Linked DNA regions of Homo sapiens: all the other regions are linked to region 1. A link is a loop called in an ENCODE intact Hi-C map of the cell type or tissue named here. Cell type or tissue: dorsolateral prefrontal cortex. All regions are shown on one strand.

The links. A loop is a pair of places that touch in the nucleus more often than their neighbours do. Peaks named below come from ENCODE experiments on the same cell type or tissue, not always from the same donor. Only the 100,000 strongest peaks of a DNase experiment are listed, where the experiment ranks them.
Region 2: a loop joins it to region 1, with 5 times the contacts of the local background. A loop is called at or near these places in 36 of 110 quality-filtered maps.
Region 3: it touches region 1 in a loop (6-fold over the local background); 73 of 110 quality-filtered maps call a loop at or near these places.
Region 4: a loop joins it to region 1, with 5 times the contacts of the local background. A loop is called at or near these places in 36 of 110 quality-filtered maps.
Region 5: a loop joins it to region 1, with 5 times the contacts of the local background. A loop is called at or near these places in 43 of 110 quality-filtered maps.
Region 6: it touches region 1 in a loop (4-fold over the local background); 3 of 110 quality-filtered maps call a loop at or near these places.
Region 7: it touches region 1 in a loop (4-fold over the local background); 94 of 110 quality-filtered maps call a loop at or near these places.

The regions. Positions count from the first base shown.
Region 1 is chr2:235,593,915-235,597,914 of GRCh38, forward strand. The region is part of intron 1 of AGAP1 (ArfGAP with GTPase domain, ankyrin repeat and PH domain 1); the gene reads left to right. Among named protein-coding and RNA genes, the nearest start is that of TNRC17, 78 kb to the left of the region's middle. RefSeq lists enhancers at 1,571-1,865, 2,864-3,716. In dorsolateral prefrontal cortex, CTCF peaks have their summits at 316 (motif pointing left), 521, 1,712 (motif pointing right) and 1,938; a DNase peak (open chromatin) is centred at 1,707; H3K27ac peaks cover 2,290 bases.
Region 2 is chr2:235,503,163-235,507,162 of GRCh38, forward strand. The region is part of intron 1 of AGAP1 (ArfGAP with GTPase domain, ankyrin repeat and PH domain 1); the gene reads left to right. It overlaps AGAP1-IT1 (AGAP1 intronic transcript 1), which reads left to right and starts at 2,589. Exons shown (of 2, transcript NR_131900.1): 1 at 2,589-2,638; 2 at 3,791-4,000. RefSeq lists an enhancer at 1,881-2,387. In dorsolateral prefrontal cortex, a CTCF peak has its summit at 1,792; DNase peaks (open chromatin) are centred at 1,819 and 2,171; H3K4me3 peaks cover 1,144 bases; H3K27ac peaks cover 1,386 bases.
Region 3 is chr2:235,668,419-235,672,418 of GRCh38, forward strand. All of the region lies in intron 1 of AGAP1 (ArfGAP with GTPase domain, ankyrin repeat and PH domain 1), which reads left to right. Among named protein-coding and RNA genes, the nearest start is that of TNRC17, 150 kb to the left of the region's middle. In dorsolateral prefrontal cortex, a CTCF peak has its summit at 2,377; DNase peaks (open chromatin) are centred at 1,123, 2,383 and 3,114; H3K4me3 peaks cover 3,008 bases; H3K27ac peaks cover 3,413 bases.
Region 4 is chr2:235,495,751-235,499,750 of GRCh38, forward strand. All of the region lies in intron 1 of AGAP1 (ArfGAP with GTPase domain, ankyrin repeat and PH domain 1), which reads left to right. Among named protein-coding and RNA genes, the nearest start is that of AGAP1, 3.7 kb to the left of the region's middle. RefSeq lists an enhancer at 1-420. In dorsolateral prefrontal cortex, no CTCF peak of the experiment used is centred here; DNase peaks (open chromatin) are centred at 737, 1,561 and 2,989; H3K4me3 peaks cover 2,463 bases; H3K27ac peaks cover 1,241 bases.
Region 5 is chr2:235,432,251-235,436,250 of GRCh38, forward strand. No RefSeq gene overlaps it. Among named protein-coding and RNA genes, the nearest start is that of AGAP1, 60 kb to the right of the region's middle. In dorsolateral prefrontal cortex, CTCF peaks have their summits at 1,717 and 1,916; a DNase peak (open chromatin) is centred at 1,891; H3K4me3 peaks cover 1,429 bases; H3K27ac peaks cover 1,588 bases.
Region 6 is chr2:235,383,096-235,387,095 of GRCh38, forward strand. No RefSeq gene overlaps it. Among named protein-coding and RNA genes, the nearest start is that of AGAP1, 110 kb to the right of the region's middle. In dorsolateral prefrontal cortex, no CTCF peak of the experiment used is centred here; DNase peaks (open chromatin) are centred at 393 and 1,726; H3K4me3 peaks cover 1,066 bases; H3K27ac peaks cover 2,651 bases.
Region 7 is chr2:235,134,050-235,138,049 of GRCh38, forward strand. No RefSeq gene overlaps it. Among named protein-coding and RNA genes, the nearest start is that of SH3BP4, 180 kb to the left of the region's middle. RefSeq lists a silencer at 3,055-3,269. In dorsolateral prefrontal cortex, CTCF peaks have their summits at 2,125 (motif pointing right) and 2,331; a DNase peak (open chromatin) is centred at 2,112.

The DNA of each region.
Region 1 (4,000 bases):
GCCATGATTGTGTCACTGAACTCCAGCCTGGGGGACAGAGCAAGCAAGACCCTGTCTCAAAAGGAAAAAGAAGAGAAGGAAAAAAAATCAATCAAATTCTAAGGTGAATTTGAGAGTATACATAAGTTTAATGAAGATTTTTATTTAGTAATAATCATAGGTGCACATGTAGTAAGGATAGTTTTCAAGCGGTGTTAAGGAAGTGGAGATTGAGATGTTAAATAGCATCTGATAGGCGTTTGCTTTTCAAATAGACTTAGTACTTCAGCTTCTTACTCTAGAGACAGAATACAGTTCTTACATGGCTTTTAAGATGCTGCCCCCTTCTGGTGACTAGGAAGATTATAATATCTGTAGCAAATAGGCATTCTGGGGTTTTTTTTTTTTCATATTTAAATATTAGTTTTATTACTGAACCTGAAAAACAAAATGAGGATCAGAGGTAGCGTCTCCTCCTCTGTACTCTCCTTTCTTCCTTGAGAGGAGGAATAACTTTCTGTCTCTTGCTGTTCTTTGTAAATGAGTTTCCTTTTGGCTTTCTTTCTTCTGTCCTTCCTTCCTCTGATGGGTAGAGCATCTCTGTGGGCCAGGTACTGTGTTCAGCATTTCATGAGATTTATCAATTTTAAAGAAGAATTGACAATATGATGCGGAGTTTTCCAGATTGCTGTTTGTTTTGAGAGGGAGTCTTGCTCTGTTACCCAGGCTGGTGTGCAGTGATGTGATCTCGGCTCGCTGCAACCTCCATCTTCCGGGTTCAAGCAATTCTGCCTTGGCGTCCCAAGTAGCAGGGATTACAGATGCATGCCACCACACCCAGCTAAATTTTTTGTATTTTTAGTAGGGATGGGGTCTCACCATGTTGACCAGGCTGGTCTTGGACTCCTGGCCTCAAGTGATCCACCTGCCTCGGCCTCCCAGAGTGCTGGGATTACAGGCGTGAGCCACTGCGCCCGGCCCAGATTGCTGTTTTTTTTTTTTTTTTTTTTTTTATGATGTAAAAGTATCAACATATTTTTTAAAGAAAGTTTCATCTGCTGCTATCTAGAGGAGGTAGCTGGAACCAGAGCACCAGGCTGGCACTGGCAAGGAGGAGAGGGCACCTCCCGGCATGTGGACGGAATGACCCAGGTGAGGCGGGTGTGGCGCCAGAGGGGCCTGTTGCAGACCTGAAGAACTCCAGTGTGTTTTGCAGAAAGGGAGTTTCAGAGAATAAGGGGCAGCCTTGACTCAGACGGCTTGGGAGAGGAGTAAGTGCAGCCCAGCCTCCAGGGGAAGGGGAGGAAAACTGAAGGTTTGTAAGGGATCTGGCCAGCATGGTCTTGATGCCTGGAAACAGCTCCTGGGCTTCTCACCAGTATTGGGAGCTGACTCTTAGAAAGGCAGCCTTCCTGGGGAGCACACCCTCGAGGGGCCGGAAACCGTGAAACTGACCAGAAGCACATAGGTCCAGTGGGCACTGAAATACATTCTCAGGAAGGAAGTGTAGCTGAAGTCCAGAACTCAGCTTACTCTCACTCCTGGGCCTGCTGCTGCCTTAATGTGCCTGCTCCTGTGTTTTTGTTCTGATAAACACGTATAGCACTTTCAATTATGCTGTTACTTACAGCTAAGTAAAGCAGTACTAGGTGGATTTGTCAGTGCCACTTCCTACAAAGTGAAGGCTGGATTTTTGGGGGACTCATTTCCAGCAGCCACCAGCAGGTGGAGGGAGTGAGATGCGTAAACAAACTGTCCCTCATGCTTGGTGTTTGGGCAGATGCATTGCTAAAGCGTGCTCACTAATAAATCCCCTGCTGATATGGCACAAATATTTATAGCCGATGATTGATGTGAAATTAACAAAAACTAGCAGTTGACAGCGATATGAGGTGGCAAAGGCTATTTGGGAAAGTTTCCGTTGTCTTTGAAAATTAAGAAAAATTATACGTTTACTTGCCTTGCTAAGAACTGTTTAAGAATAAATCAACATAAACTAGGGCAGCTTCTTAAACTATGATGGAGAAGCACAAGGTCAAAGTGTTTCGTCTCAGAATGAAGCAGTAATGTATTACTTTGCGTACTGTGTACAGGGGCCGGCAGATGTTTCTGATGTTATGAAGCTATGCTCCTGGAAGTGGTTGTGAAAATCGCAGCCCTGTGAATTGTGTGCCCTAAGAGCCAGCTGTGCTCCTAACAGTGATGCCGTCTTTCCATGGAAATCACCCATAAGCACAGCCTTCAGTCTAACTTCATGTCAAGTCTAAGTGGCACAGCTATCCATGAACACTGTAAACATTCCCAGCTCCATCTAAGGTGATTAAACGGAGTCAGAACCCGGCCATGGATGTGTATTCACTGTTATTTAACAGATGCTCAAACTAGACAGGTGGGACTGTCCAGATGCCTGTGGGGCACTACAGAGTTTTGAGGAAATAGAGTCTCAGACTGGAGCCCCAAGGACCTTGAGGACAGGAGTCTACCTGGGGAGGGGCATCCCAGAGACTTACTCCAGCTGCTTAACTCCGGTGTGCCTGGAGTCACCTTGGGACCTTGTTACCTGCAGATTTGGATTCAGCAAGGCAAGGTGGACCTGAGAGTCTGTGTTTCTGGTGAGCCACAGGTAGCACCCCGGCTGCTGGTCCCTGGTCTGGGGAAAGGCAGGCAGAGTTGGAGAGACCCTTCCCGGGTTCCTGGTTGCAGGTGCTGTGTCATCGTATGGCTGTATTTGAGGGGATTGTGTAAGAAGATGTTGTTAAATTTATTTTTAGAATAATAGACTTTTAGATAGAAGAGAAACCTCGGAGGTCAATCAGCTTTCACTCTTCCTCTCTTGTGCCCCAGTCCTAGTGATGAGAAAAGCAATGATGTTTCCCAAGGCCGGGGCTGTCGACTGAATTGTGTCCCTGCAACCCCGTGTGATGGTATTAGGAGGTGGGTCTGTGGGAGGTATCAGGTCATGGGAGTGGACCCCTTGTGGTGGCACGAATGCCCCTCAGGAGCGCTTGCTCTGTACCCTATGAGGACATCATGAGGAGATATGGCTTCTGCAGGAAGAGGCCTCACCAGGAACCAAATTGACCAGTACCTTGAACTTGGACTTCCAGCTGCCAGAACTGTGAGAGGTAAACGTGTGTTGTTGAAGTGCCTCTGCCGGTGGTCTTTGTGATAGCAGCCCCAGCCGACTCATCACAGCCAGATTAAGGGAGATCAAAAGAGTTAAGGTTCCAGACTCCAGCTCCTGAGTTCTTCTATGTGGAAAGATGCCCCTTCAACCACCAAGGCCAGGGATGCCCTGTGGTTCAGCGTTGTCACCCTTGTTGCCCGCCTCCAGGGCAGAGCTGGGGGCACTGGAGGTGCTCAGGACGTGTGGAGCAGAATTGGGAGTGAATGTTGTGTGCTCAGGGCCACCTCCACTCTGCAAGCACAGCTCCCAGAGATGAGGACGGGGCTTGCTTTGTCCTCTGCCACACACAGCCCTTCATGCAAGGCCTTGGCCCCTCCAGGGCCACACACCTTGGCCACCCAGCAAGCACCCCTTGCTTGGCCAGTCTTTCCGTCACTTCCTTTCCTTTTTCCCTGTCTCCTGAGCTTCAGACTAGTTGACCCTAAGGGGTGTCTCCAGCTGTAAATAACTGTCCAGACTGCTTGTAAAGGAAAACATTGCAACCACCTTACTGCACAATTGATACTATTATTATTTTAGGGTTACCCAAAAATGTGCAGCACGCCCTCGAATGACATGGATTTGTTCTAACGTTGGTGATGAAAAAAATGGATTCCCGCTGGGGCCCTGTCTGTGTGGAGCGTGCACGCGCTCCCGTGTTTCCTGTGTGTGGAGCGTGCACGCGCTCCCGTGTTTCCTTTGTGTGGAGCGTGCACGCGCTCCCGTGTTTCCTTTGTGTGGAGCGTGCACGCGCTCCCGTGTTTCCTTTGTGTGGAGCGTGCACGCGCTCCCGTGTTTCCTTTGTGTGGAGCGTGCACGCGCTCCCGTGTTTCCTTTGTGTGGAGCGTGCACGCG
Region 2 (4,000 bases), 91 kb before region 1:
AAGTGCTGGCTAGCTTATGTAATGAAAAAGAAATTGATTTGGAAAGAGCTGATTGCCCTGAATTTCCATCCTGTTTGTGCGTTGAGCTGCCCTTTTCAGTGGGGGAGAATCCAGCATATTTTCCAGGGAGGGCGTTTCCGGAAGCCTGTCTGCACCCCCTTTGTTGTTGTTTTCGAAGGTCTGGGGTGCTGCTGTGAGCCGGGATCGCGTATCTGCTCCTGTTCTGACGAGACTGCTCCTGCTGGAAGTTCAGCCTGGTGAACCTGATTTGGGAGGGGATGGTGTGATTGGCGGGGAACAGCATTGTGTTAATTTTAGCTTCAACAATCAAGCCTGGGTCTCTGAGTGTCCATGTAGTACTTGAAGTTTGGGTTTGGAATTGGTGGGATTGAGACCACTTCAAACTCTTTTATTTCTTGGAACTTGTTAGTATTTATTTATTTATTTTTTGAGACAGGGTCTCACTCTGTTGCTTAGGCTGAAGTGCAGTGGCACTATTGGGGCTCATTTGTAGCCTCAACCTCCCAGACTCAAGTAATCCTCCCACCTCAGCCCCCGCCAAGTAGCTGGGACTCCAGATGTGCACCATGCCTGGCTAATTCATTGGATTTTCAGTAGAGACGGGGTTTCACCATGTTGCCTGGGCTGGTCTTGACATTCTGGACTCAAGCAATCCACCTGCCTCAGCCTCCCAGAGTGCTGGGATTACAGGCATGAGCCACTGTGCCTGGCCTAGTTTTTAATTTTTGAGACAGTCTCTGTCAATCAGGCTGAAGTACAGTGGCACGATCGTGGCTCACTGAAGCCTTGCTTTCCTGAAGCGATCCTCCTGCCTTGGCCTCCCAAATAGCTGGGACCACAGGCACGCACCACCATGCCCGACTAATTTTTTAATTTTTTTTGTAGAGATGGGGTCTCGCTATGTTGCCTTGGCCTCCCTAAGTCTTAGGTTTACAGGCTTGAGCCACCACGCCCAGCCTCGAACTCTCTTTTTTTTTTGACACATAACAGAGAAAGGTGCCCAAGTCATAAAGGAGAAAGTTTTCACAAACTGATCACATGTGGGACCAGCATCCAGTTCAGTGGCCAGCACAGACTCATCTGTCGTGAGGGTCGTTAGAAATTGTAGCCCCCATTTATTGGTCTCTTCTGCCTGTGATATGTGCTTGAGTGGTTGCCTGTTTCGGGGGCTGTCAGTGTTTGAGTGGCTGCCTGTTTCGGGGGCTGTCAGTGTTTGAGTGGCTGCCTGTTTCGGGGGCTGTCAGTGTTTGAGTGGCTGCCTGTTTCGGGGGCTGTCAGTGTGTGAGTGGTTGCCTGTTTCGGGGGCTGTCAGTGTTTGAGTGGCTGCCTGTTTCGGGGGCTGTCAGTGTTTGAGTGGCTGCCTGTTTTGGGGCTGTCATGAATAGCACCACTGTGCAGATTCTCACTTGCCTTTTGGTGCCCATATGGCCTCATTTCTGTCGGGTGTGTGCTGGGCTGTGTCTTTCTCTCTGTGGGTTGGACGTAGCTGCTCGTGAAGCCGCTCCTGCAGCCCAGCAGCCCCTATCTGGGAAACCTTTCAGTGCTTTCAAGGTTCATTTTATGACACTCAGGATGGCCGTTTGTCTCCTTTTGCTGATTTTCATTCTTTCAGTTGTTTGTTCATAAACAAATGTTTGCATGGCTAATGCATTTCCAGCACTTAGAGATTAGGTTTTTAAACTTTTGGATTGTCTGCAGGCTATTAATTCCTTGTTAGTTGAATAATGACGGCTGTGTGCATGGAGCTGTGTGAGCGAAATCCCTCACCAGGAAGAGGGCGCAGTTCCTCTGGGACTGGAACAGGGGCCCCTTTGGCTCTCCTTGGCTCCTGGCAGAAGTCAGTTGTCAACTGGGGGACTCTTTCTGGCTGAGCCCCAAGCAGCCTCAATCCATCCCTGTGCTGGGTTTTAGATAACCCACTGGATCTGTGTTGGTCTTTGAAAGGGAATTCACTCTGTATGTTTGGCCTAAACTGTGTTATGGCCTTCATAGTTACGTATTAGCATTATTCAGTTTTTGTTGTTTGTAGCAATTATGCTGAAGACACAAAAGAAGAAAAAAAGCTAAGTGTTGCCAACTCAAGGAGTAATTTTCTTTGTTCCAGCGCTGTGTCCTGGGAGCTGCCCATCCCCCTCCACAAAGGCCAGTGCTAAACAAGGCCAGAGCCAGGAAGGACACGCGGGGCCATGGATTGAGTGAGGGCAGTGTGTGCGTGTGTGGATTTCTCTGGTGGCTTTGCAATGGCAAATATTTATTTTGAGGGATGGTGGTGGGAGGACCAAGTTTATACTCACTTTGTTTAGTAGGGGAAGTGGCTAATGTGAGAATCAATAGACAAGATTTTATCAAGCCTCTGCACTGGGCAGAGCGCAGTTTTTGAAGCTGGGAGAACAGGCAGATGTGTGGGACACTCAGGGCCCTTCAGATCTCCCCCAGGAGCCACTGATACAGGTAGAGATCGCAGCCACACAAGGCTGTGTGGGAGGGGCCTGGGAGATGGGGCGGAGTCCAGGGAGAGATCCTGGAAGCCAGGTAGCAGTCAGGAGGGCTTTCCAGGCTAGTGGGTACTAGGATTGGAGCATCCAGAACAGAGTCACTTCAGCCTGGGAAGAGCGGGGTAGGCGGCCGAATGATAAGTGATCCTTGACAGCCCCCGAGAGCAGGCTGGGAGACCTTTTGTTGGACGGTCTACTACTGATTATGGATCCTGCTTGGAGAGGGGAGTGCTTTTTTTAAAATTCTTTTCTTTTTTTTTTTTTTTTTTTAAGACGGAATCTTGCTCTGTCGCCCAGGCTGGAGTGCAGTGGTGTGATCTCAGCTCACTGCAGCCTTTGCCTCCCAGGTTCAAGTGATTCGCCTGCCTCAGCCTCCTGAGTAGCGGGGACTACAGGCATGCACCACCACACCCAACTAATTTTTATGTTTTTAGTAGAGATAGGGTTTCACCACGTTGGCCAGGCCGGTCTCAAACTCCTGACCTCAGGTGATCTACCCGCCTTGGCCTCCCAAAGTGCTGGGATTACAGGCATGAGCCACTGTGCCCGGCCCTGTTTTATTTATTTATTTATTTAGCTCGGGTTTCAATATTTTAAAAAATTTGAAGCCAGGTGCGGTGGCTAATGCTTGTAATCTCAGCGCTTCGGGAGGCCGAAGTGGGAGGATTGCTTGAGGCCAGGAGTTTGAGACCAGCCTAGGCACAGTGGCAAGTGCCTTTAGTCCTAGCTACTTGAGTGGCTGAGGCAGGAGGATCACTTGAGCCAAGGAGTTGCAGGCTGCAGTGAGCTATGATTGCATCACTGCGCTCCACCCTGGGTGCCAGAGTGAGATCTTGTCTCAAAAAAAAAAAAAATTGAACTGTGATGACTATGATATTGTCTTTTGGGGGGTTTTCTGGACATAAAATTCAGAATTTTACATAGAAACTTGAATTTATTTGTCCAAGAGTTTCTTGTTTTGAAAATAGGATGCCACTGGGAACATTCTTGGTTAGGAGCCACCGGAAGCCGGGTCTGTATGGGCAGGGCCAGTGAGATGCAAAGCCACACACGAAAGCTAAGCACACACTCTTGTTTTCCTCACTCACATCCATGTTCATCCTCTTTCCTGTGCTGACGGTTTGCAAAGCTGGGAGAGAATGAGGGCGGGGCCTCGGGAAGTGAATGGCAGAGCAGGTGGCATAGACACCTCAGCCGTCTGCCCACAGGGTATGGGCAAGGTTTGTTTTGGTGACTTTTTCTTCCAGTCTTGTGTACATTATCGTCTCTCACAGGACTTGAGCTTGGAGGGAGCTGGAGTGGCCGCTTGCTGAGTCTTTCTCCCTGGAGCTCGTGGGCAGCTGGTTACCTCGCGCTGGGGCGACCCTGACTTAGGACCTCCTGCCGTTTCTCTGGGTGACTGCTCTGTAGTCGTGAGTCGTCTCTTTAATGCTGAGCATCAGTACCTGCACAGCCCTGAATGGAGCAGCTGCCCAGAATCTGTC
Region 3 (4,000 bases), 75 kb after region 1:
GCAAATAGCAAATCCCAAAGTAATGCTTCCACCTGGCCTGGCCGCCAGCACCTTGCCCAGAAACAGCCTGTAGCAAGCTGTGGCATTTCTAGGCCTGGAGAAGGTCGTGTAAGCATGTGGTGTGATTAGGGGACATTGTATTTTTCCTTCTGAAACTTTTCATCAAGGAAACTCTGAAACAATACATCTGTGTTTAAGACAGCTTGAGGAACTGATAAGTTGATCATCTATGTCTAAATATTGTGGCCTCCGATAACATCCTAGACCAGTATCTATCAGCCCACCAGGTAGGAAATCGAGGATTTGATGGAAGAGAAGTTCAGTTTTCATTATTAATGGTGAATATTTAGCATGTACACAGAATGCCTGGCACATAGGATTTTAACCAATTTAATCTTCACAGGAATGCTCAAAGTTTAGGAGCTTTTATTGGCACCCCTGTTTTACAGGTGGAAAAGCAAGTGGTTTGTCAGTGAATAAGCCTGGCTTGCGGGCAGGCACGTCTGTCTGCTTGCTCTTAACCGCAGTATTCTCCTGTCTGTTGTCATGGGGAGCAAGTGCTTACCTGTAAGGAATCCTTCCCCACACATTGGTAAAATAACCCTACAAGATTATTTTAGAAGTTTTGCACAGAGGCAGTATCGTAGCCATGGAGGTTTATCTGGGGTGAGGTTATTGATAATTGAAAATGAAAACAATAAAGACAGAATTATGTTAGGAGACAGACTGTGGCCCTTCATTGGGATGGCATTGGTGTACACAGCACCCTCACAGTCACATCTCTTTGTTCTTGTCTTCCTGGAAGCCCACTTGTTCCTAGGTGAGGTTGGCGGTAACAGGTACCAAAGACTGTTTTTTAAACAAGTCACATGAGTTGCATCTTCGAGGCTGCATGGTTAGGAAAGATGCCTCATTTAAACGCGCAGCAGGTGAGACATGCCCCTCGTTTTGTTCTTGCAGGCCAAGCCCCAGAGTGGGCGTGGTTTTAGGGTGCAGGCTGGTGCTGGGCTGGGCCCCTCGGAGGCTCCGGTCCGCGCTGCGTCGATCCATCCCGGCGCTTGGGCCTGCACGCCGCCGCGCTCGCCGCCGCCGCCGCCGCCGCGCTCCCGGGACTCGGCCAGCCCGGCTGGGCGCGCGGCCCGCGGTCCCTTGCACGTCGGCCCCCGTCGCCCGCCCCGCCCCGGCGCGCGTTTCCATTTTAAACCGCCGCCCGCCGCCCGCCACCCGCCACCCTTCGGCCGCAGCCGGTGCAGCTGTCCGCGCGTCCCGGAGCCCAGGGAGTGGCGGAGGCTGCGGAACCGCCGAGCTGTGCAGCCGGAGCGGGAGGATGCGCACGGGCCCCGCGTCGTAGACAATGAAGCCGCGGGCGCCGCCGCCTGCCCTGGGCCCTGCGCACCGCGGCCGCACCTGCCGGCGAGAGCGCTCTAGCGCCTGACCGGCCGCCTCGCTTGGCCCCGCCGGCCCATGGCTCGGCGCCCCGGGCCCGGACCCCGGCACTCGGGCGGCGCGGCGCACGGGCCGGCGGGTGCCAGGGGCGCCGTCCCCGCAGCCTGAGTGCGGCCCTCGCGGTCAGCGGGGGGCGTGGGCCACACTCCCGGCCCGCCTGCCCTCCCCGCTTGGCCCGGCGCCCTCCCGGCCCGCGGGCTCGCTGGATGCGGCGGGGCCCCAGCGCGCGGGCGACATGTACTTGTTGGACGGCAGTGGCGAGCCCGCGTCGCCACCCGCGGACGCGATGCCGCGCGGGACGCCCCCCAGAAAGACTGTCTACCGCATCTCCGTGACCATGGTCAGGAAGGAGCAGCTGGCCGCGCCGGGCTCCGGCGGCCCGGACCCACGCCCGGTTCGGCGGCCCCGGCCCGCGCGCTCCCCGGACGCGCCCGGGAGGCTTGAGGAGGAGGCCGAGGAGGCGGAGGGCGCCGAGGAACCGGAGGGTCCCCGGCCGCGCGCTTGGGATTTCCGCACCTTCCGCACCCGCAGCACCGGGCAGCTGGAACTGGGGCGGCTCCGGCCGTGCGCACGCGGCCTGGAACCCGCGGACCTGGCCGGCAGCGCCCCGGCCGAGGAGGAGGGACGCGGCTCGCCCGCGTCCGGCAGCCCCGACGTGGAGGGGGCCCGGGCCGCGCCCCTGCGGCGGAGCCTGAGCTTCAGGCACTGGAGCGGGCCTGAGGCGCCGCAAGGCCGGACACTGGGCGGCGGAAGGCGCCACAGCAGCTCCGGGAGCCTGGCCTGGGCGCCGTGCGACGAGGCCGCGGCCGGGACCACCCTGGAGCCCGCGACCGCCACGCAGCCCGCCTCGGAGAAGCGCAACACCCTGGACGTGGGCGAGGTGCTCAGCAAGAACGACGCGCTCTCGGACCTGGAGCGTTGGGAACGCAGTAAGAGCAAGAACCGCACGCTGGACAACAGCGACCTGCAGCGGCTGGAGCGCGCGCGGGCGGCGGCCGGGGCCGGCGCGGCCTCGGAGCACCGGCTGCTGCGCTTCTTCAGCGGCATCTTCGCGCGCAGGGACGGGGGCCCGGGCGGCGGGCCCTCGCCACGGAGCGGAGCCTCGCGGCCACGCGGCTACTTCAGCCTGCGGCGGGCCCCGGCCGAAGCGCACTCGTCCAGCGCCGAGAGCATCGACGGCTCCCCGCGCAGAGGTGGGCAGCGTGGCCGGGGGTCCCGGGACGGGAAGGGGCGTGGTGGGGACTTGCCGGTTCCGCAGCGGCTATGGGACCCGCCCTCCCGGGTCGGGAGCCTGCACGTGGCCTCGAGGGATGCGAACTCGGGTACTGCGGTTTTCCCCAGCAGGGCGCAGCGGTCCTGGGTTTTCTGGCTGCCCCTGCGCCTGGCTGTGCGTGCTGGTGCCCCTCGGAGTCCACCACCTTCATCAAGGAGAGCTTGACCCGGGAGAGGTCGCCTTGCCAGCCGGCGCCGACCTCCTTCGCGTGCTCGCTGGGTCTTCTGCGGGAGCGGGCCCTGAGCTGGCTGCCCGCGACACCTGTGGGGCCGCCCCAGGGAGCCGAGGCTCGCCGGTCGCCGCCGCACAGGTGCGGCTGCCTGGATGGGAGAAGCCGGCATTCATCCTGGCGCCCCTCCCTGCCTCGAGTCGTCTCCCTGTTAGTGCTACCATCTGTCAGTGTTGTGATGTGGACTCAGCTGACTCCGTGGCCCTCGGTATTGAGCTGGCTGTAAGGACACCTCACTACAGTGGTGGGGCCTGGGGTGGGACGGAGGCCCCTCTCTCCACAGCTTTCCTGCCAGGTGGCATCTTAATGAGGAGAGCGAGTCTGGGACTGGATTCTGTTTCCTCATAATGTAGGCTAGCAAAAGGGCAGGAAAACCGCAGCCCTGCAGCCTGTTCTGAAACCTCAGGTCTGTGTTCCCTTAAGTCCTCAGACAGGGACTTTGCATGGAGGGATCTCCAGCCAGATATGTTATTCTCTGCAGGAATCAGTTAACCTTTTGGTAGCATTTCGGGGTCAGAGCCTCCAGAAACCTCAAAACACAGACTCCATCAACTGCGCATCACCCTGAGGGGGATTCTGGGGGTGGAAGTGGTGCTAGATTGCTACACCTTATTCTCCTGGGAGGGGGTTGTATGCCTGAAGATATTGTGGCCACAGACAAGAGGCCATGCATTTTTACCACCAAAAAAAAAAATATTATTCATCCTCTTATCTGAATTCTTTAACTTGGCTGGTACAGATAAAGGTAGTTGGAGAGTGGGCTTTTGATTTGCAGTTCAGACTGCTGTGTAACCCACCTCTGGAGAGGGTATTCATCCCAAGTGGACTTAACAGGTCAGCTGACTGCCCCTAGGGTTTATGTTAAAACCAACTCATGCAAATAAATGACTGTCCTTATGGAAATATTTTTAAGGTAAAGTGAAGATAAAATGGTCATGTTCTAATATGCTCCTAATGATCCTCAGAATGTGCTAGAGGATGGTTGAAACCAAGCAGTGGCATGTGCGGTAATGTTAAAATCTGACCTGTTTCACTAGTGAGGCTACACTGTT
Region 4 (4,000 bases), 98 kb before region 1:
CCTTTGGTCCGGCCAAGACTCACCTGGGGCACCAGGTGGCATGTGCGTGGACAGTGTGGAGTCATATCTTAGCCACAGTTGATCAGCACTTTCTCCCTTCTCAGCGCTGTTGGCCAGTGATGGTAAAAAGCCTGCAGAGTGGCTTGTCCATAATACAGACTGGCCGGTAAGACCTCTATTGAGGAACATTGAGAATGGCCCAAAGCCGGCAGGAATGTGCCTGAAAGCCTGGTGCTGGCGTTGCCCAGCCTCCTCCCTCTGTGAGGGAGAGGGTATCAGCCCACAGAGAGGCTTTGCCTTGGCACTATGTAGTCTGAACTACTAACCCCGAAGTGCTTTGGTTTGAAACTTGGCCAGTTAGGTGGAGAAAGTGGATGTTGTGTTGCTGAGCCCTTGGCATTTGGCAGCCCTGTAGACTTGAACCATGTCCCAGCCAGGCTGGATGACTGGCAGACTATACCCTTGGGGGACTTGTTAATTCCAGGGGAGGATCCGGGTGGAGCTCCAGCCTTATGGGGTCCTAGCCCTTTGTGTGTATCTGTCTCCCATGAGGTCACCTGGCTGCCTTGTTGGTGACTTAAGATGCTCTGTGGATTCCTCAAGAGATGGGCTCTGTCTGCCTCTGCATGACTCGTGATGAGTGGCGGTGGGACCTGGACCCATCTGCTGATGATCAGGTGGTGTTGCAGCAAGGTTCCTCCAGAGCTCCAGCTCTGCGTCTGTTACGGGAGCTGTGAAGGCTGCACGGTGCTCATTTCAGATGGTTCTTCCTGGCTCTCTGGCTGCATCCACAGAAGTCTGATGAAACACTGTGAAAGCCGGCGTCAGGTATTGAAGGCACCTGGCTGAGAGCCTCTTTTGCTGCATGAAGACCTCTGGCTGAGTGGGGTTCACAACACCTCGTTTTTATTTCCCATTCTTGAAGCTGAGCTCTGGGGCTCAAGCACTTCCAGCAAAGCAGTTTGACTTTCTAGCAAGAGGATGTGGTTGCATTTTCCTTTCTCCCTTAAAAGAAAAAAAAAATGCGTCGTTCCTAGATGATGGTTTTTTTTGACAGCACGATGCCTACCTTTGCGATTTGAGATTTTAGGCCCCTTCTTGGCCGGGATCCTTGTCATTTTTAATAAGGCTTAGAATCATTGGGTGAATCCTGTTTGGGACTGGGGTGATGCTGTTATTTTTCTCTTAGAAATAGGGATGTCTACATTATGTGGAGCTGTAGTTAATTTAGTGAGGCTTAAGAACCACTCAGACATGCTGCTGTTCTTTGCATGTTCTTCTGTTATCAATAATGATACCACTTTTCATTTCTGTAGAACTTTAACAGAAATATTTTTGCATGTATAGTCTCATTGTGTGGCTTCACCAACCCTGTGAGGGTGGGTGGGTAGCTTCCTCATCCTCATTTTATGGAGGAGCGGGTGGAGGTTCAGGGAGGGATAATGACCTCCTTAACATTTGACTGAGGTGGTTTGAAGTCTGATCTGAACCAAGGGATCATTTGAATGGAGTTTCTGTCTCCACACTGCATGTGGATGGCAGGAACCCAGTGCTGGCAACTAAGCCTGCGCTGGAACATCACAGTAACTGCAGAGGGCTCCCTGCAGGGGCAGAGAGCTGCCCCTGCCTGTGCGTGCACCTTGGAGGTTTTAAAGTCTAACTGTTTCCAATCAGGACAGCAGGTGCACATCATAACAAATGGCTCAAAAAGTCACTTGTCCCACCAAATAGAAAGCTGGCCACATTTTAGAAGATTTCCAGCTAGGGATTTTTTCCCCTTCCTCTGTATGTGCATACACAGAATTGGGGTCTGACTTCCCAAGCTTCTGGACTACCGTGATGTGGGCACTTCTTTTTTTGTTTTGAGACGGAGTCTCGCTCTGTCGCCCAGGCTGGAGTGCAGCGGCGCAATCTCGGCTCACTGCAGGCTCCGCCCCGGGTTCACGCCATTCTCCTGCCTCAGCCTCCCGAGTAGCTGGGACTACAGGCGCCCACCACCTCGCCTGGCTAATTTTTTCTGTTTTTTTAGTAGAGACGGGGTTTCATTGTGTTAGCCGGTATGGTCTCCGTCTCCTAACCTCGTGATCCACCCACCTTGGCCTCCCAAAGTGCTGGGATTACAGGTGTGAGCCACCGTGCCCGGCCGGGCACTTCTTAACGTTATGAAGAGCTTTTGAAGATAGGGTTTCTCTTGTTGGCACAAAATTCCCACATTTGGCTGCACCCTACTCAAAACTTCACTGTTTTCTGGCATCTTCAGGAATTTTTGCTGTTGGAGTGAGGTGCAGCCTTGTCCAGGGGAAGGATGTTTTGGCTAATGCTTATTTCAGAGCGCGTGGAGGTGGGTCTGGGTTGTAAAATCTCTTAACGATGGACTAAACATATTTTAGTTGAAAGGCCCACCAAGGCTCCCAAATAAAAACACATCCGTAATCCTGTTTGTAGGCATGGGATACAGGTGATTTTGCCCTCAGTCTTGTTTTAAAACACTAGCTTGTCAGAAGAGAACAGTTTTTTTCCCCCAATTTTTGTTTTGTACATTGAGAGGTTTATTCCCCCCTCCCTTCACCCCCAAATCACTAGAGTTTAAGGAAGCATTGCTGATTGTTCCAGATTTATCTGATCAGGTTTCTGGGATGTCCTATGGGGCATGGCATGCTGTGAAATGTAGCCACACAGCTGTGTCGTCTCTGGAGCCTCCGCAGCCACCATGCCCAGAAATGAGCCTGAGAGCCATCTCGCCTCCAGTCTGAACAGCGTGTGTTAGTTTCCCCTCTGGTTCTCCTTAGAAAAGTCCATCGGGGGTTGATGGCATTGAGGTAGATGAATTAACTGCCTTTCTTGTTCAATAAAGCTTGTTCTTCTTTCAAGGATAAAGCCTCTCTTAGCAGTCACACATCGTAATTCAGCTTGCCAGCAGCAGGACCGTGATGTGAGTGATAGCCCAGCCAGCTCATTCAGCCAGGCGGCCCGATTCCCAGGTTCCCACGCATCGCCGGGAAGGTTGGCCTTCCTCTGAGGTTGAGCCCTCATCCAGCCCACAAGCCTCCATCCCCACCAGGTGGCCGATGAGAGGAAACCCAGGCTCTCCACTGGCCTGGCACTTGGCAGGAGAACCCTGCCCTGCACTTCTTAAGGGCATTTCCACAGGGAGATTCCAGGACCCCTTAGTAGTATCTCAGCCCCAGTGTTTGGGGGACCTGGGAAGATGGGTCAGGGTTCCCCACTTTGTCCCATGATACAGCTGCTCTGTTGAGCATGTGTGTCCCACAGAGTGCGGAGTGTCTGAGGTGCATCATCTCAGTTCGTCCTGCAGCGATCTTGTACACAGACGCACTGCTGAGGCCAGAAAGCTTAGGACACTTGTGCGAGAGCGGTGAGCTGGGCCCGTCCGACCTCACCTCTGGCCCTCTGTCGCCGTGTGAGATTGCGGAGCCCCTGTTATTCATACTTCCCATAGGCCGTGTGTGCAAAGCATCCCAAGCTTGTTTCCGCCACCCAAGGCAAGAGGGTTTGAGAAGGCCCCAAAGAACCTAAAGTATTCTGTTCTCTGTAAAGCAGCTGACTGTGGCAAAACTTCCAGAAGCATTTGTTTTCATGTGGAAATGTATTTAGTCCGGTTGATGCAGGTGTGCATGTTTAGGGAAACAAACATTTTCTTCCTGCTGTGGATAAGTGTCATGTTTCTTTGTCACCATTGGCCATGTTCATAATCCTTCAAGTTGAATGAAAGGTGGCAGGTTTGCAGTCCCCTCCTTAAAAATAACACTCAGTTGGCTTTTAGTTGCTTCCAGGTGAGCTCTCGTACCTTGCCGGCACCCGGGACCTCCACAATGCGGGCGTTCCTTGTGAGTCCAGCTTACTCATGCTTCTCAGTTGTGGTGCAGGTGCTCTTTGAGATGCCGCCTTCTCTGCCTGTTGCTCACCCTGCGAGGCTCGGTCTCTGTTGGTGTCACTCATGACCAGCCTTGCCTCGCCAGAATTAAGGCCCTCCTGGTCT
Region 5 (4,000 bases), 160 kb before region 1:
GAAATAAATTAATCAATATAGAAAGTTATTCATAATATATTAAGTAAAAAAGCAGGTTCTGGCTGGGCAAGGTGGCTCACGCCTGTAATCCCTGCACTTTGGGAGGCCGAGGTGGGTGGATCATTTGAGGTCAGGAGTTCGAGACCAGCCTGACCAACATGGTGAAACCCCATCACCACTAAAAATACAAAAAAAAAATTAGCCAGATGTGGCGGTGGGTGCCTGTAATCCCAGCTACTCAAGAGGCTGAGGCAGGAGAATCGCTTGAACCTGGGAGGCAGAGGTTGCAGTGAGCCAGGATACTGCACTCCAGCCTGGGCGACAGAGTGAGACTCCATCCCAAAAAAAAAAAAAAAAAAAAGGTTATAAATGGCATGTGATTTATTTCCACATAACACGGGGAATACTCTGCAAGGACATTCAGAAGTCCTTAAATGCTACCTCTGATTACAAGTATTTTCCCCATGTTTTCTCCTGCTTTATCTGAATCTTCCGATATTTCAGCAATGATCACATATTACTTGTATAATAAAGCAATGCTAAGTTTCCAAGATGAGCTTTTATTTAGTAAGATGCTCTGACTTTTGTGCCAACTGTCTAGAATAACTCCTCTGCTCGTTTTTAACATATTTTAGTGGTTGCAAGTACCGGACTATTTTTGTGTCATTCTAGCCTATTAACCCCTAGATGTGTTGATTTCTAGAAAAAAAAAAAAAAACAATCAGCACCTTGGGGTATTAGTAACCTGCAGGTGCTTCCCTAGATGAAGGAAAAGCCTAAATATAGAAAATTCAACTGTGAGAATGCACTCATGCCGGTCTGTGATGTGAACGTAAGCAGGTTTTCTTCCTGTGCCCTGTGAATGGAGTGGGGCGTTTAGGCGGATGTCAGGCTACAAGGCAGCTGTCTACTCTGTGCTCACATCCCTGACTCTATTTCAGGGCCATTTGGCACCGTATGCCCACACCATCCTGTTGGAAGGAGCCCAAGGGAAAGACCACTGTGGCTAAGGGCACAAAAGCTAGTCCGTGCCAAGAACCTTCACAGCACTCTGGCTTCACAGGACATGACTTGACCCAAGCAGACAGGCTCTCTCCCCTCGGAGAACATAGCCGAGAAAAGAGCCACTTGCCCAGGACCCACGGAGACATTCCCCGGACTTACAGAAATAACTTCCCCAAAGCTAGAAGGGACGCCACTTCACATGTGTGCCCTCCTCCCAACCGAAAATTGAATCACAGCCCAGGACACGGTCTCCAGCGTGACCTTGAAATGCTTCCTTGCACATTCGTGACCTTTTTGGCAGGTTTAAATGGTTATAAGGGAAATATTTTTGTAATTTCCATTAAAGGGTTTAAGTTGAGTAGTATAATTCAGCCTTAAATATTTCACCATCATTAAAAAGAATTCTCATTTTGTACACCAAAGGGAGCTGCTCTAAGCTTGCCTTGAAACTGTCAGCTGAGTTAGGCAGAATTTTGAGCTTGTAAATGCAACTATGGAGAAAGAGTAGAAACTCATTTGGGGAGGAGAGGAGTGGGGGGAGAAGAAGGCTGATTCCAGGAAAGGAAAACAACTCAGCTGGGAGAAAGTGTGGCCTTTCAGAGGAGGCATATGACTCCATCCTACACCTAAATCACACACATCCTACATCCTAAATCACAAATCCATCGCAAAAACAAAGTGTGGTTTGAAATATATGGAGGAGCTGGGTGTCCACCAGATGTCTCATTTGGCTAAAAGAAGAGCCTCTGGAAAGGTCTTAGCTAGTTTTAATAACAAGTTCACGCTAAGAAGATGGCCACGGCTAGGAGAGGAACTGACACTGCTGATATAAGGCTGAGCAACACAAGATCTAATGAGTGCAGTGGAAATGACGGAACTTGGAAGACAGCCACCTTGGCATCCATCATAGCCAGGAAGGGAACTGTGCAAGGCCAGTGACACAGCTGATCTAAGCTGAGGAACTGTGACTTGAACAAATGTCACCAAAGAGCAATAGACCCTACTGAGCAAGGGAGCTTCAGGTTTTTTAAATGTTGACCAGGACCAGGTGAAGCACTATAGAAAACTATCCTTTTTTCTTTCTTTCTTTCTTTTTTTTTTGAGACAGGGTCCTGCTCTGTCACCCAGGCTGGAGTACAGTGACATGATCACAGCTCACTGCAACCTCCACCACCTGGGCTCCAGTGATCCTCCCACCTCAGCCTCCTGAATAGCTAGGACCACAGGTGTGTGCCACCACATCTTGCTAGTTTTTATATTTTTGGTAGAGACAAAGTTTCACCATGTTGCGCAGGTTGGTCTCGAACTCCGGAGGTCAAGCAATTCACCTGTTGGCCTCCCAAAGTGTTGGGATTACAGGCTTAAGCCACTATACCCCACCAAAAACCATCATTTATGTTGACATTGGTCAGTTAATCAATGCTCTGTGGTCATAATTTTCCCACAGCTGTTCATGACTGCATGAAATATAATCCAGGTCAGACTGTAAACCCTTCACCCTAACAATATCATAAGGTTTGGGGACCCTCCTGAGGATGTCCCCCAGATTCGGTGTTCTGCTCATCTGCTCCTCCAACCTCCCTATCAGGAAAGGCTTATCATGTGCACAGCATGCCCTGTTGGAGGGGGACAATTTCTCGTTCCTAGTGACTGCCTTACACAACTCTTTAATAATAAGAAGATCTTAAATATTTCAGAAAGCATGCAAAACTGTCTATATCCATTCCCTTTCCATTTCAGATGTGTTTATTTTGTACCTTCTTTCACCTTCGTCTTCTCCATCTCCTTCAGTGTTGGACGGAATGGTCCCCCTTTGCCAGTTACTTCACTATTCTGTAATGCAACACAACTTCATTCGTTTAATTCATTGCCACAAACATTTTTTTTGAGTGCCAACTATGTGTCTGGCGTTGAGCTAGAATCTGAACGTACAGGAATACATAAGGCAGAGGTCCCCGTTCTCAATAAACTTGTAGGACAGAGAAACTCTCCATGTGCTTAGGTGGGCTGTTGTCAGAGAGGTGGGTTTCTGAACCTCAAATGCCATTTGGCCTCCTTGAAAAATGCCCTGTTGTGGAAAGACTCTGAAACAGTCCCCATGATCCCAGCTTCCTGGTGTTGGCACCTTCCTGTGGTGCCCTCTGCTTGGGTGTGGGCAAGACCTGTCACTTGCTTCCAACTAACAGAATATGGCAAAGGTGATGGGATGTCAGTCTGTGACTACGCAACATTATATAAGGCTCTGTCTCAGCAGACCAGATCCCCAGCCAGTACACTGCCTCTTTCCATTGCCGGACATGCTTTTCGCCAGGGAAGTAAGCAACTCCACACGCAGAGGTCAAATGTCACCTCTCAATGAACCCTGTTCTGACCACCCTGATCTCGCACTCTCCCGATCTGGCACTCCCTGTCCCATTCCCTACTTTCTCTTTTTTTTTTTTTTTTTTATGAGATGGAGTTTCGCTCTTGTTGCCCAGACTGGAGTGCCATGGTGCACTCTTGGCTCACCACAACCTCCGCCTCCTGGGTTCAAACGATTCTCCTGCCTCAGCCTCCTGAGTAGCTGTGATTACAGGCATGCGCCACAACGCCCGGCTAATATTTTTTGTATTTTTTTAGTAGAGATGGGGTTTCACCATGTTGGTCAGGCTGCTCTCAAACTCCTGACCTCAGGTGATCCACCTGCCTCGGCCTCCCAAAGTGCTGGGATTGCAGGCATGAGCCACTGCGCCCGGCCCCATTCCCTAGTTTCAACACATGTCATCAGCTGACACACCGATGTTTTACACATGTATTTGTTTATTGTCCGCCTCTCCTAAACAGAGTGCTAATCCCATGAGGGCGAGGACTTGGACTTGTTTACTCACATTTCCCCAGAAATGTTGTTGAGTGCATTCCATAACTATTTACTAAATTACTAGGTTAATTAATTGATTAATTGATATTATTACTATTATCTTGCCCTTCAATGGAGCCAGTTGTCATCTTAGTCTTT
Region 6 (4,000 bases), 210 kb before region 1:
TGCCTTAGGTAGACACCTGGTCCCCATGCCCTCCTCTATTGAGTGTCTCTGGTGTTCTTCTGTCAGTCAATCATAGTGCCAGTGACCATCATACACTCACCTGTTAGAAAAGAAAAGGGCCCAAATGATAATGAAGGGCTGGAATTTCTTCTACCACATGGATCTCTGCAGGACCAGTCATGTTAAAGACCACAATAAAGGCTAGCACTCCAGGGTCACTGTACTAAGACCCTCGTCCTGCCCAGTGCCAAGAGAAGTCAGTGAGAATTAAACTCTAAGAAGCCCCCTGAATTGGAGGAAATGCTAGCATTTGTCCTCTGAAGCTGCCAGCTGCATGAGTGCACAGCTGCTGGTTGAATTCCGTGGCTGAGGTTGGATGCCTGCCTGACCTGGCCTCGCCAATGCTGGGTATACAGCAGAGGGGATAGTCTCAAATCAGGCCATCAGAAGAGTGGTGGGCAATCTCAAAGAGAAGGCACAGCTGGGAAGAAAATTTTCCATCTGCCCTGAGTAGAGGGAGGAGAAATAGGTCAGGCCAGACAATGTAGGGGCTGTCCGCGGACGGTGATCTGAAAATGAATCACTTCTGTGTTGAGCAGAGGCTAGGTCAAATTTTCCAGAAAGGGCAGAATTCCCAGTTGGGTAAACTATTGGGACATAGAAAAGACACATCGTTGGCACAGGGGAAGAATCACTGAACTTGGAGATGAAAGATCTGCCAATTCCTGTGCGCTGGGTGGGTACCTTACCTAAACCATCTGAGTTTCAATGTCTTCAACTGCAAAGTGGGCCCATGAGATGAAATAAGAAAATCTGTTTTGCAAAGTTTTTTTTTTATTTTTTATTTTTATTTTGTTTTATTTTATTTTTTGAGACGGAGTCTGGCTCTGTCACCCAGGCTGGAGTGCAGTGGCGCGATCTCGGCTCACTGCAAGCTCCGCCTCCCGGGTTCACGCCATTCTCCTGCCTCAGCCTCCTGAGTAGCTGGGACTACAGGCACCCGCCACTGCCGCCGGCTAACTTTTTATATTTTTAGTAGAGACGGGGTTTCACCGTGGTCTCGATCTCCTGACTTCGTGATCTGCCCACCTCGGCCTCCCAAAGTGCTGGGATTACAGGCTTGAGCCACCGCGCCTGGCTGCAAACTATTCTTAAGATTGTATCCATTGATATTAATAAGGGCTAATTGTCTGGCCCATAGTACAGTTTTGGGGCAGTGTCTATTGAAGAATTCCTAACTTATCTTGCAAGGACTATTATGCACTTAGTGAAATTTAATCCCATAGCCATCCCATAAGTGGCCATTGGGAGCTCCTTTTACAGTTAAGAAGACAGTCTCTAGAGCTTCCAGAACTCGTTCATGTACATTCCAGTCCCTGCCAGGGGACAGTCAGCGTGTGATGGAGCGCTGGGCCTGTGCTTATCCAACCCCGGCTCCCCAGCTCCTTCTTCGCCTGCTGTTTTCCATCTCAGCCTCCTCTTCATGGAGGGGTGAAAGGAAACCAGCCCCTGCCCCGCTGATCCCCATTCACAGAGGCCGTTTTTGTGGCCAGCCTGGGCTCGACATGACCAGCGTGGCAATGTGGACCTCTCTCCGCCGGCGCTGCCCATGTCCAGGCCCCCGCGAGCGCCTCCCCTGCTTCCCCGGCATTGTCCGAGGCCTGGCGGAAGAGAGGCTTCCCAGTGCTTCCCGCGGCCTGGGAATGTACAGTGAAGTCACCAGCCTGCGAAAGAAAAGGCCTCTGTCTCCCGGGTGACGGGGCTCTATTCGGGGATGCGCATTATGCAGCCCTGGTCCTCACAAAGAAAGTCGCGACTGTTCGGGGCACGTCATCTGGCCTGGCAGCTCTGAGAGGGGACATTTCATTTCCGCTCTGCATGTTCCCTCCTGCCCCCTGAATGGCTCTGGGCTGTGTGGCCACACAGTGACCCACTGCCTTTCTGCCAGGATGGTGCGAGCCACCCAGAGAGAAAAGTCCTGATTAGCACTTTCCCACGCGTGCCTCAGCCTGGCCAGGCATCCGCCGCAGGCAGAGGCGTTCCTGTGGCTCTGGGGTCCACAGTGGCTCTTGCTCCAGGCCTGGACGACAAGCTCTTACAGGCAGTAAGAGACATTGCCCTGTCTTGGTTCTTGGGGATGAGACCACAGGAGCTGCGAGCCCTGAGTGGGGGTCTGGCTGTAATGAAGGCCAGCAAGGCAGATGGTCAGGGCCAATGCCACGTCCACCCAGCAAAGCCAGAACAGGGACCAGGCTAGCGGCTGGGTTAGTGCAGAGCAGACAGCCGATCCTAGAGGGGCAAGATGAGACAGCACAGATCAGACCAAGGCCAAGTCCAGCAGCAGTGAGCAAGGGGTGGACATGTCCAAAACAGGGAAGTCAAAGTCGGTCTTGATCAGCTTCTCAAATGGACTAAGGGCCACCTATGTCAGAATCACAAAGTGAGACTGTTAAAAATACACAATTTAGGTTCCTACCCCAGACCAACAGAAAAAGAAGCTGCAAAGCTCTGGCCTGGGAATGGGCATTGTAAAAAAAAAGAGTTCTAGAGGGGCCACTTGAGCTCATTAAAACATATGTATGCCTAGTGTTCCATTATTGGAACACTGAGCATATGGGAGTTATTTATTCCCTACTGCTCAAGGTCATTGCCAAGGTCTGATTGCAAAAACTCAAAAAATAGCAACCTCAGGCACAAATGGGTTAAACTAGAAAGAGGTGTGTGAAGAAAAGCTCATAGGTTGCTTTCTCTAGACAGTGGGAAGACTAGAACCGTATAAAGTATTTTTTAATCTCCCTTCTCTCATCTTATTATTTATTTTGCCTCTTTTCACTCCTTTTTAACCACCCCATCCTAGGCAACCAGGCCAATGGATAATATGCATCTTGTTATTTAGATGTAACCTTAGAAAGTGCCTGTTTCTTGGTGTGTACCTGTATGACTTCCACAAATAAGGTTGCCTTGCCTAGCTGCTTCTTAATTTTTTCTTTTTTTTTTCTTTTTTTTTATTTTTTTGAGACAGAGTTTCGCTCTTGTTGCCCAGGCTAGAATGCAATGGTGCAATCTCAGCTCACTGCAACCTCTGTCTCCCAGGTTATGCCAGGCTAATTTTTGTATTTTTAGTACAGATGGGGTTTCACCATGTTGGTCAGGCTGGTCTTGAACTCCTAACCTCAGGTGATCTGCCCTGCTCGGCCTCCTAAAGAGCTGGGATTACAGGCGTGAGCCACCGTGCCCAGCCTGCTGCTTAATTTTTTCATACTGCACAAAGGTGCATTCATGTGGCTAAGTGCACCCCTCCTCCATCGATTGGAAGGACTATACAGATCCCTGTGGTGTCTGCCACATTCTATCTCATCACCCCCCAAGTGATGGGTGCCCAGTTGTCTTCATACCCCACCACATACAGATAAACACACTGAGCTATGCCCTCATCGACACAGAGAAGATTGGTGGTGGTATGCGTGTGCATATAAATTCCACAGAATCCCACGGAATTCCAAGGGCATGCTTACCTGAACTCTTCCAGATTGATCTCTCAAGGAATGTACCAGTCTACCCTCCTAACATCAGAGCATGGGGGTCCCCGTAGGCCACAGCCCTGCCAACATGAGCACTATCCAGCTGCTATTCTTCCAATTTTTGCCAGTCTAATAAAGTGAAGTCTCATTATAGTTTTAATTTGCATTTCTTTCTGTAGGGGAGTTGAAGTATCTCTTCACATGATTGTTATTCTTTGAGTTTTTTTCTTCTGTAAATTGCCTGTTCGTATCCTTGTCTTGTTGGTTTGCAGTATTTCCTTACATATTCTAAGTATTCTTTCCTTTTCAATTACAGACAAATGCCTTTTCCCACTTTGATATATTTTTATTAATTTTATGGTGTACTTTTTAACGACTTGAGAAACAAATCACATACTGTACAGTTCACCCCATTAAAGTGCACAGTTCAATGGTTTTCAGTATATTCGCGGAGTTGTGCAACCAGCACCATCATCAAT
Region 7 (4,000 bases), 460 kb before region 1:
GAGATCACAGCGGGAGCTGTGGGGAGCCAGAAGGGTCCTAGAGGGAGGGCAGAGACTATTGGTGGGAAATGATGATGATACAGACTGGGCTTCCTGGGGCTCCAGGAGTGCAGCTATGCCTCCAGCACTGTCCTAGCAGTGTGGGGAGCTCAGAGTCAAGCCCAAGCTGTGGTTTGGGAGCTCCTTTCAGCAGCAGCTCTCTCTCACTAATGTCCCTGTGGTCTGCAACTGCTTTTCCTGGCTTGCTTTGATTGATTTTTTTAGCGTGTTCCTTCCCTGATGCTTGTATACCTCTTTTTGGTCTCTTTTCCCTCTTGTACCTCCTTTGTTTCTGAGCTCTCAAAAAAACTGCCATTAAAGATGACTTTCTGCTGACATTTTTCTGGATGCAGTATATACCTATAGAGCAAAAAAGATTGCAGCTCTTTTGAAAAAAGCAAGCATGTTTCTTGCTTAAATAGCCAGTGCCTGGACACATAACAATTTCTCTAGAAGTAGATTGCAAATGACTGAATTGATTAGTTCCTATAAGCCGCTTAGCCCTGTGGTGCATAATGTTACTGGGATCTTATTGCTTTAGGGGGTTGACTTTGTAATTTGTGACTTGTTCTTTGCTGCAGGCTTTGCTGCTGGAATACAAATGAGGCCATATTGACATTTATGCCCAGACTCAAAGGCCCCCACCGGCTCTTCTGAAATGGATCCAAACTTTTTCTGAATACTTTTTTGCTCAGGCATTCCTAAATAAGCCTAGAGGTGCTTGTACACGTTCACGAATCAGTCCAGCATCTGAGCTGTCTGATAGGTGCCTGTTCCCTTCACTGGTAGAATAGACCATCCCCTTTGTATCTAGACTATGATGATTCCTCAAGAGAAGGAGGATATGGAATCAGGAGTATCCCACAGAAAAGCTGCCTGGACCCCAAGTGTAACATCTTACAACTCACCCTTGGATAAGCCCCTTCCAATTCACCCCTGGACAAGCCCCTTCCAATTCACACTTGGGTGAGCCTCTTCCAATTCACCCTTGGACAAGCCCCTTCCAGTTCACCCTCGGACAGGCCCCTTCCAGTTCACCCTCGGACAGGCCCCTTCCAGTTCACCCTCAGACAGGCCCCTTCCAATTCACCCTTGGACAGGCCCCTTCCAGTTCACCCTCGGACAAGCCTCCTTTCAATTAACACTTGGATGAGCCTCTTTCAATTCACACTTGGACAAGCTCCTTCCAATTCACCCTTGGACAAGGTCATTCCAATCCACTCCTGGAGAAGCCTCCTTCCAATTCACACTTGAGTGAGCCTCTTTCAATTCACCCTTGGACAAGTCCTTTCCAGTTCACACTTGGACAAGCATCTTTCCAGTTCACACTTGGGTGAGCCTCTTCCAATTCACCCTTGGACAAGCCCATTCCAATTCACCCTTGGACACACACCCTTCCAATTCACACCTGGGTGAGCTCTTTCAATCCTTGGACAAGCCCCTTCCAATTCATTCATGGGGAGCCTCTTCCAATTCACTCTTGGATAAACCTTTTCCAATTCACCCTTGGACAGCCCTCCTCCAATTCACTCTTGAAGATATTCTTTCAGTTTACACTCGGGGAGGCCTCTTTCACCAGACACAAATGGTACCAGGGTTGCTGCATCCAAATGGTGTCCCTTATCACCACTCAGCTGACCCGGAGCCAGCCTTTAGACGGTGGTGTGAACCTTCAGTGCTCATGGTTCCAGTCTCCCCCATTTCTTGAGGTGGATTTCCTCTCAGGATTCCAGGGTCCTTCCTTTCAATTCATCACATTAGAGATACCCCAACCCCTCAGGCATAGTTTCATATTTCTGAGCCTGAGGTAAAGGGAGGCAGGGTCTTTGTCCCCTTTCTTTCTGAGGGTAATCTATCCCTCTCTATATAAAAATAATTGGAGCAACTCTGCAGCATCTGAGCCCCAAAACCGGATCGTGGAGGGAGACACAGCGTCGGACTCCACAAGGCAGTAGGCGAACACCGCACCTCGAGTCCATCTGCGTTGCTGCTTGAGGGTATGGACGATGTGCGGGATGGAGGCCCAGAGCTGTTCATCCCTGCAACCAATGTTCACGCAACCACCAGGGGGCGAAAGGACTCTAACCCCACACGTAGTGAGTGGTTCCCACGCCACGTTCCAGTAGGAGAAATGAAGTTCCCGGGGACGGAAGAAGATGGCAGTCACCTGGTGTGCCCAGCATGTTTGACCCCCCGAGCAGCTTATGTTTCAACACCTCTCTCTATATAAGATAGGATTACTTGCTATGGTGATTATAAAATGAAACAAATAATAGTGATGGCCAGAAAGGAAACATTACCAGTGAAAATTTTTCTTTTATTGAATTTCATAAATATAATTAAAAAAACAAATGAATAAAAATAAAGCAAACATCATAATACAAAAAAGGAAATAAGGCCTGGTTTTTTTCCCAAGAGTCTAAAAATCTACATCTTGGTTTCAACTTTGACGCCTTGGTAACAGTTTGGTGTAATATTTTGTGCAAATAATTGTCCAGTAACCAATAAGTAGATGTTAATCAAACTGAATCATCTACAGAAGATACGGTTTAGGCAACTACTAAATCATTTCATTTTTGTAAATTTTATTTGCTCGATTTACTTTTGTTTTAAAACAATTGACAATGACTACAGAATACACTTCATTTTCAAGATATTATTTAAATTCCACCAATAGTTGACATATGAAGTAAACCAAATAAAAATATTACACCTCCAAAGTGTCACTGTCTCACCGCTCTAAATTGTAAACAAAAGTTAAAACTTCAGCTGGGCACACAACGTGAAAGAGGGGGTCTGTTGTTGTTGCTGCTTTTGTTTTTAAACACAGGGTCTTGCTCTGTCGCTCAGGCTGAAGTGCAGTGGCATGATCTTAGCTCAGTGCAGCCTCAAACTCCTGGACTCAAGTGAGTCTTCCCCTTCAGCCTCCTGAATAACTAGGATTACAGACGCATGCCACCACACCTGGTCAATTTTTAGAAATTTTTTTGGTAGAGATTGGGGTCTCAATATATTGCTGAGGCTGGTCATGAACTCCTGGCTGGTCATGTACTCCTGGTCTCAAGCAATCCTCCTGTCTTGGCCTCCCAAAGTGCTGGAATTACAGGCATGAGCCACCAGCATTCTGGTTCTTGGTCTTTGCTTCTCCATGCTGCCACAACTGGTTGCAAATCCCCTGTTAGAGGGGTTATGCATAGACTGGAGTGGGAGATCCAAACTGCACCCCACAGCCTTATCAAACCCCATCCACATAACAGGGAGTTCTCTGAATTACCTTCCATGCAGAATACAATGTTTAGTAAAGTGAGTAGTAACAAAGGTGCTCTGCTGAAGCTTACATATATATCATTAAAACAGTGACTACAGCAGTTGTTTTTGACTGAGACCAAAAATAAATAAATAAACAAATAGAAAACAAGATTCTTTTTCACGTGGGAGTATTTTTTATTATTGACATTGTTTAGGATTGCTGGCATATGATGATAATAAAAAGCAGTTGGATTTTAGTTGTTTTTATTTTTCTTGTTCAACATACTTCAGACAATGCCAACACCCCCACTGTCATCTGCACCCGGGCAAACCCACCCACTGCCTTGAGAATCTGGCTGCCTGCTTTGTAGAAACAAATAAATAAGTCAACAACATGAGCCCTGCCTGCAGGATCTGGTTATGAAGAAGGGTTCCTTCTTAGTATCCTGCCTCAAGGAGGCCTGTTTTTTTTCCTAAATATTGGGGTCTGAAAATCTCTGAACCTTCCAGGGATAATACCACAGGCCATTGGCCCCAAAGTGGTTGCCATGGCTCCTGAAATCAACCCAGTCATTCCTGTGACAGGTCATCAGAACAGGCTTCAGGATGGCTAGCTTGTGAGCTTTCTGCAGTTGCTGAAAGGCCTCATGTGACTAAACTGAACTATTCACCCCTCTCTGTCTCCCCAGGCCAGGTATCCACAGCTACCAGA